Regions from separate parts of the Homo sapiens genome. Here all the other regions are linked to region 1. Evidence: chromatin loops called from intact Hi-C (ENCODE). Cell type or tissue: psoas muscle. All regions are shown on one strand.

Region 1 (2,500 bases):
CTCACAGACTCCTGAGTCAGGTGCTGTCAGCCACAGTGCTAACTGAGCTGACCTAGTACAGCCATGCATTGACAAGTGAATATGATGTTAAAAAGGAATAATGGCGTAATTGCATGTGAGAGGGGGGACCAAAAGTAAATCATTCATTGATTTACTCACCCAACAGTGATTTACTGAGCACCTGCTCTGTGTCAGGCACTGGCTCAGGCCCCAGGGCCCCAGCAATGAGCAGACTGTCTGTTTCTGCAATCATGGCCCTACTTTCTCACAGGAGCCTGACTATGAAGGAAGGGGCAAAGGAAGTGTGGGAGCATCGCAGACACAGAAGTGCTGAGGAACATACCGGGAAGCTGTATTTGGCAGGGGGTGGGGGTGGGGGGTGCCCTGGCCTTTGCCCTGGAGGAGCGCAGTGTGAACATGGTCCAGGCCTGTGGTTTCAGACTTGATTCTGAACTTGTGCACGGTGCCAGGTGGGGCCTGGAGTCAGACAGGTGGACATTCCTACACAATCATGATGGCAAAGACCTGCATGCTACTTAACAGTTCACAAGCACGAGGTGAAGCCAGTATGGTTATCAGCCCCATTTTACAGATGACACACAGGCTTGGAGACGGGAAGAGACTCATCTGAGTCATGGCGTAGTGGAGCTGCAATTTGAAGCTGAGCCTGTTGGACTCTGAAGTTCCTGCTGTCCCTGTTCACCCTTTACTGTGCCTCGGCTGATGCTTTCTGAGCCTGTTTGCCCATCTGTGAAATGGACTGCTGACGCGGGGCAAAATCATCTCAGGGACTGCCTTGGACCTTGGAATTATGGATTGAAATTTTTTTAAAAATTTATTTATTCTGTCTTTATTTTGTCTTGTCTATAGTGAAGGTGTACAGCGGGATGTTTTGATACACGTAGTGAAATGATGACCACGGTGGAATTATGTGGTTTGAATGGGGCCGGAATGGCTGGCTTTGAGGCTGCTAGGGAGGAAGCTGGCCACAGGATGGCACCATTGGCCCAGGAATGGGGTGAGCAGGCCTTGCTGGGGGATGGGGCTCGGGCTTCATGGCTGTGAGCTGGGCTGGTCCCTGTCACTGTGGCACCTGTCGCACTTAATCTAATCTCTTTAATCCCCTCCTTCCCAACCTCCTTCCCAAAGGCTCCTGAGTGGGTGGTGACTTCTCTCATGGGAACGGTTGTATCCTCCCCAACTGCAGCTGGCCTTGCTATCCCATGCCTCACTCTGAGATGCCCTGGAGGGGCATGTCCAGAGGATTTGCTGGAGCAGGGGGTGGCAGCTCAGATCTGAGCGTTGGGGTGCAGTGGGGGCCAGGAAGGAGCACCCCAAGGAGGTATCTTCCTGTGCCCTACCCTCCCTCGTTCCTATGGACAAATTGTCCTTTGTCCCCAAATCAGAATATAAGTGCCTTCAAGCCAAAAATAGCTGCAGCCTGGTGGGGGAGGGGGATACTAGAGACACCAAACAGAGGTGTCGAAGGGAGCCCAACACAGGCACCTTGGAGGGACCACGGACTCTGCCATCCAAAGCCCTGGCGTGAATAGGCTCTGTCCCTGGTGTGCCCTATGGCCGTGGTCATGTGACTACAGCTCTGGGGCTCAGTTTGCTCCCCTGGGAGATGGGGAGAATGATTCCCCTTTCACTGGGGGAGACTGTGAACTGAGGGGATGTGTGCAAAGCACAGAGCATGGGCCGGGCGCCCTAGCTGTTGAGACGAAGGTGCACCCTTGTGGCGACAGCAGCGAAGGGTCTGGGCCCAGGCTGGAGGCTCAGATCACAAGTTCACACCAGGGCTTCAAGGAGGAGGCAGCCTCTCCTCCAAATTCCGAGCTGTCTTTCCTCCCTCATGGAAAACCTACACCAGGTCAAAGCGTCTCCCTTCCCTTTGCCCCTCCAGGGTGTGCGGTATCTCACGTGGCTTCTCTCTGTCCTTCCCCTTCCACGTGAGGTGCAAGCACCTGCCCTGTCCCATAAGGGTGATGGAGAGTCTGCTGTAAGGCGGAGTCAGGGGGATGGTCCAGGGAGTGTCTAGAGAGTGATGTGAAGGTGGGTGGTGGGGGGCATGTGCCAGCGCCCAGACCAGGGATGGGAGAGCAGCTGGGGTGGGGTGGGGGCACTAAGGGAGCAGAGGGGCTTATTCAGCACAGGGCATGGGGCCTGATTATCACTGTGTGGCCAGCAAGCCAGGCCATCCATGGGGCTGGGCCGAGCTCCTAGCTCCATGCTGGGTGCCTGATTTTCAGAGACTCTGGGGAGGTTGAAGTTCCCCTCACCGATTCTTCTCGGAAACTGGAGTTCTCTCTGTGTTTCCCCAGTGCAGACTGCTGTCCTGAGGAGGCTTTCAAATGCAGAGTCCCAGGCACCCTGATTTAAGGAGTCTCCAGGGAACTGTGCCCAGACCGGGGTGTGACATGTGGCTCCAAACTCAGGCCCTGAGTGACCTCGGGAAGTCCCTGACCCTCTCTGAGCTCTGTTCCACTGATGACACCGC
Region 2 (2,500 bases), 180 kb after region 1:
GGAAGCACCCTGCCTACCTCATGGGGATGTTGCTTGTTGAGAAATGTTGTTACAAACGGCTGGAGAGGCCACCCACATGGTCGGGTTTCAGGGATCCAGGGCAGATCTCTGCAACCCCCCAGCTCCCTGGGCAAATCCCAGGCCCACCCACAGTAGCTGCCTGACCAGTCTACAGATGCTGGGAGGGCATCCTGGAGAATCATTCCTTTGGGATAGGATGGCCCAGTTCAGGCTCCCTTTGTCTAAATCTCCACCAGCCCTGTGCCCTTCAGTTTGGATGCTTTTCTGCAGCATCAGGGATGACCACCCCTTGAAGAACAGACAGGCAGGGGGAGGGTGAACATGAGGAACCTGCCCAATAGCAGCCCTCATGAATGATCACCATGGCCAGGTATTGCTTTCAGCACTTTATGTATTTTATCTTATTTAACGCTCATATGGCTGAGGCACAGAGAGGTTAAGTGACTTCCTCAAGGTCACACAGCTAGTCGGTGGTAGAGGTAGTGAACCTCTTGAACCCAGGGACTCACTTGAACCCAGGGAGTCTGATCCCAGAGACCCTCTCCCAACCCTAGGCTGGGCTCGGCCTCTGTTCTGGGTGGGCTCTGTGGCTGATGACCACCCCTGCCCACCTGGTTGGCTTCCCCATTCCTGTACTTTCCAGCTTCCAGCCCTCTCTGCCCATGTTTCCTGTGACCACCTGCCCCACCCCTGCCCTGCAGATGCATGGTGGCCTCCAGGCCCTGGGCTCCACCATGTCCTCCAGGATGTCACGGAGTCTCTCTCCTTTCTCAGCTTCAGAGGGACACGATCAAGGGAAAAGTCCTCTCTTTGGATTCGGGCAGGATTCCAGCTGAGGGGCCCCAGGCAGGATTACTATTAATGCTGATCACTGGTCACTCTGGAAGATGGAGCCCTAGAGCCATAGTGTGGGTGTGTGAGATCCTTTCCTGACACCCGACAAGGGGCAGAAGGCTGACCTGGTCCTTCCTTCATTGCACCAGCCGGGGGTTCCCTCTGAACCAGCCGACCAGGGATGACTCATGAAACAAGAGCCTGGCTGTGGCTGGAACACCATGACATAAATTTATTGGCAGCAGAGGGATTATTTAAAGTCTCCATTAAAACAGCTGGACCTTGACAGAAACAGAGCAGTTGTCACTGCTGGAGCCTGAAATGTCCCGAGCTGGGCGGGGACACGTGGCTGGCTCTGGCAGGTCTCTAATACTGTTTGGGACTGATGGACACACTTGAATCTGATGCCACAGTGGCTCCTGTCCACTCACTCCCCTCTCGGCTCCTGCCTCTGCCTGGTGCTATGCCCAAGGATCCTGATGGACTCCCATTTAAGCCTCATTCACCTGCACCCTCACTAGCCTGCCAGGGCCTGTGCTATGTGTGGAAGCTGGGCGGGGGCTCGCAGACACACAGACCCAGGAGTTCCCTCTCTCCTCCCCCTCCCTGGGAATGCCTCCTCTACCACTCAGGGAGATGGGCCTCTGTTCTGGGGTGGGGCTAGCACATGGCTGTGAAAGAGCTTTGTGACTCTTTGTGGCTTCATGAGATTAAACCTTCAACTGGGGGTCCGGAGGCCTGGGCTCCAGTCCCAGCTGTGCCTCCTACTAACTGTGCGGACCTCCCTGGTCCTCAGTTTCCTCCTAGGATTCTGCCTCACGTGGTTCAAAGAGGGTTGTGGGGGCCACATGGGGTTTCAAAGAGAAAGCACTTCATAAACCATCATGGGGCACACATCAGAGAATTTCCTCCTCCTCTTCTTCTTCCCTCTGTTCCTCTTCCTGTTTCTCTTCCTCCTCCTCCTCCCTTTCCTCCTCTTCCTCTTCCTCCTTCCCTTCCTTCTCTTCCTCTCTCTCCCCCTCTTTCTTATCCTCCTCCTCCCCTTCCTCCTACTCTTTCTTTCCCTCCTCCTCCTCTTTCTTCTTCAGCAGAATTTGGGGCTCAGTTGTAAGATGATGGGTTAACTTCCTTTTTTTATTTCCCCCCAGGGTAAGCTTTCTATGCGGCTTCAGAATCCCTCTGCATAAGCGGCCCCCATTCCTGATGCCCCTCACACCAGCGGCTCACCCCAGGCCTGGCTGGTCTAGGGCAGAGCAGCATTAGCGCTGGGCTAGCTCATGTGGGCGTGTGGGGGAGGAACACTGAGCTTCTGTTCCTCACATGTGTCCCATGATCTTGTCTTGATGGTGTCCTGATTATTCACTGGGGAAACCGACTGACTTCCACGGCAGAAACTCTTGGAGGGGCAGACACTGGAGGCGGCCCCACTTGTCCACAACCAGCGACTGGCCCCTGACCTTGGCCAGATGCTCTCCCTGCCCTGGAGGGAGCACTCGGCCCAGCTCAGGCCCCATGGAACTGGATGCTGGCTCCTCCTTTGAAATCCAGGAGCTGCCCCAGCCACTGTTCCTCCTGGTTTGACTTGCTGCTCTTGTCTTCAGTGCTGCAGCAGTGGCACCTCTGCACATCCAGTACCTTCTCCTTC
Region 3 (2,500 bases), 1.8 Mb after region 1:
TCAGGGCCCTCCCTAGAGTCACCTCAGCCAGAGCCAAATAGCATTATGGATAATAATGCCTAATCCACCTATTTTCTAATTAAACAATTCTTCAAGGGAGGTGTCTTTTAATAACCCTACTTTACAGGTAAGGCAACCGAGGCAGAGAAGGGGTTACAGAACCAAGTCACACAGCGAGAGTGGCAGAGCTGGAACCTCCACTCAGCTCCTCCCACACCAGGCAGAGCCCAGCCCTTATCCCAGGGCCCTGGCCAGTCTGCTGGGAAGTTCAGGGGCTCCTTGGATTCCAGTCCCAGCTGGGTGAGCAGTTAAAAGTAGGAGAAAAAAGCCAGAAAGAGGAACACATAGTCCCCTCCCAGAATCCCAGAATGAGCCCAGGGCTGGGAAGTTACCAAATGGGGCCCTGTGTGGGCTCTTCTCATCAACTCCTTCCCACACCTATGCGGGGAAAGTGTTGTGATATGTACATCACAGATGAGGTCTCCAAGACTCAGGGAAGAGCATGCCTTGTCCAGGGTCACACCTGGACAAGGAAAAGTGGCAGTACTAGAAGGCAGAGTCCCTCCCCATCCCTCCCATTTCTGCCCCAGATCTTCCCAGCTGCCTCTCTCTTCTGATGAAAACTAGAGGCTCTGTCACTCCCTCTCCAGGAAGTCCAGTTGCCAGGCCCCTCTCTGTGCTGATTGATACATGCTTGGTACTTGGCCCCTTACTAAGTTCAGAAGACCCAGAGCTCACTTTACCAGAGCCCTGATCCCCAAGAAAGTCACAGTCTATTGAGCAAATAGGGAATTCACATTCACTGAGCCCCTATCATGCTGGGCCCTTTATATCCATTAGCCATTTAATCCAATACAAAGCACATTGATAGGTATACCATAAACAGTCAATAAATATCTTCATTCCTTTGGAAACATTCAGTGAGCACCTACTACGTGCTACTATACCCTAGGCGCTGAAGATACAGCACCTGGTGAACAGATGAACAAAAATCCCTGCCCTTGTGGGGCTTACATGAATAAAAGAACAAATATACTTGTGTCCCATAAGTATTCATATTCTTATTTTGCAGACGTGAAACTGAGATGCAAAGAATCACCCACCTGTATGCAACAGAAAAAGGATTCTATTCCAGCCCAGTCTGCCCCAAAGACCTTTGCATTGTATCATGTGACCAAAAAATCAGCACCCAGTGTGTTTAATTGGTAGGCCCTGCTTATGGTAGGATCCTAAAATCACAGAGTGCCCTCTCTCAGCATTTCCACCCCTACCCCCGGGCCTCTCTTTACGCCTCCCAGTGGCCTCAGAGCCACAGGACATGCATTAAAATCAGCTCATGTGGCAGTCATTAAGTCAAACCATTACTCACCCAGAAGCAGCCGTCGGGGTCACGCAGCCAGTCCAGGAGAGGCCATGGAGCCATCACCGCAGTGGCACATGGAAGCAAATGACAGCAGTGAGACACACAGCACAGCCAAAGAAAAAGCCCTTTGGGTCCCCTTCTTCAGCCAGGGCCTGAGCCAGGAGGGAACCCTGCCCTCCCTCTGCCTCTGGGGTCTTGCTGGGGCAGACGCCCTAGTCAGCAATAATCTGATAATCCACCCTCAGCTCATCAGGCCTCCAGGGCCCAGCCCACTAGAGGCAGCAGCGTCCCTGTGAACAAACATTAACTGAGCACCTGCTGTGTGCCAGGTGTTGGGGATACAGCCTGAAGAAGACAGACATGGCCCCTGTACTTATGGAGCTTACAATGCAGTGAGGAGACAATCATGTAAATAACTACTGAATTACAACTGTGATGATTGTGTCAAGGAGGAGACTTTAAGAACCTGGGCCAGCCGGGCACGGTGCCTCACACCTATAATCCCAGCACTTTGGGAGGCTGAGGTGGGAGTTTTGCTTGAGCTCAGGAGTTCAAGACCAGCCTAGGCAACATGGGGAAACCCCATCTCTACAAAAAATATGAAAATTAGGTGTGTGTGGTGGAGTCCCACCTACTCAGGAGGCTTAGGTAGGAGGCTCCCTTGAGCCCAGGAGGTCAAGGCTGAAGTGAGCCGTGATCACCCCATTGTACTCTAACCTGGGCGACAGAGTGAGACCCTATCTCAGAATAAAAGAACCTGACACTTGTAATCCCAGCACTTTGGGAGGCCGAGGCAGGCAAATCACTTGAAGCCAGGAGTTTGAGACCAGCCTGGCCAACATGGTGAAACTCCGTCTCTCCAAAAATACAAAATTAGCCTGGCATGGTGGTGGGTGCCTATAATCCCAGCTACTCAGGAGGCTAAGGCACAAGAATTGCTTGAACCTGGGAGGCAGAGGTTGCAGTGAGCCAAGATCGCACCACTACACTCCAGCCTGGACAACAGAGTAAGATTCTGTCTCAAAAAAAAAAAAAAAAAAAAAAAAGAACCTGGGAAAATCCTGACTTCACTATTTATGGCTCTACCTTTTGTGACATTGGGGCCATTTGTTTTGTTTTGTTTTGTTTATTTGTTTG

The links. A loop is a pair of places that touch in the nucleus more often than their neighbours do. Peaks named below come from ENCODE experiments on the same cell type or tissue, not always from the same donor. Only the 100,000 strongest peaks of a DNase experiment are listed, where the experiment ranks them.
Region 2: a loop joins it to region 1, with 4 times the contacts of the local background. A loop is called at or near these places in 16 of 110 quality-filtered maps.
Region 3: a loop joins it to region 1, with 9 times the contacts of the local background. A loop is called at or near these places in 27 of 110 quality-filtered maps.

Annotation. Positions count from the first base shown.
Region 1 is chr1:30,706,784-30,709,283 of GRCh38, reverse strand. LOC124903888 (a long non-coding RNA gene) reads left to right here. Exons shown (of 2, transcript XR_007065565.1): 2 at 593-838. Among named protein-coding and RNA genes, the nearest start is that of MATN1-AS1, 11 kb to the left of the region's middle. RefSeq lists an enhancer at 922-1,422. In psoas muscle, a CTCF peak has its summit at 986 (motif pointing right); a DNase peak (open chromatin) is centred at 1,023.
Region 2 is chr1:30,524,772-30,527,271 of GRCh38, reverse strand. No RefSeq gene overlaps it. Among named protein-coding and RNA genes, the nearest start is that of MATN1-AS1, 190 kb to the left of the region's middle. In psoas muscle, no CTCF peak of the experiment used is centred here; a DNase peak (open chromatin) is centred at 1,101; H3K27ac peaks cover 2,500 bases.
Region 3 is chr1:28,892,707-28,895,206 of GRCh38, reverse strand. It overlaps a transcript of EPB41 not described here. Among named protein-coding and RNA genes, the nearest start is that of EPB41, 21 kb to the left of the region's middle. In psoas muscle, a CTCF peak has its summit at 1,321; no DNase peak of the experiment used is centred here.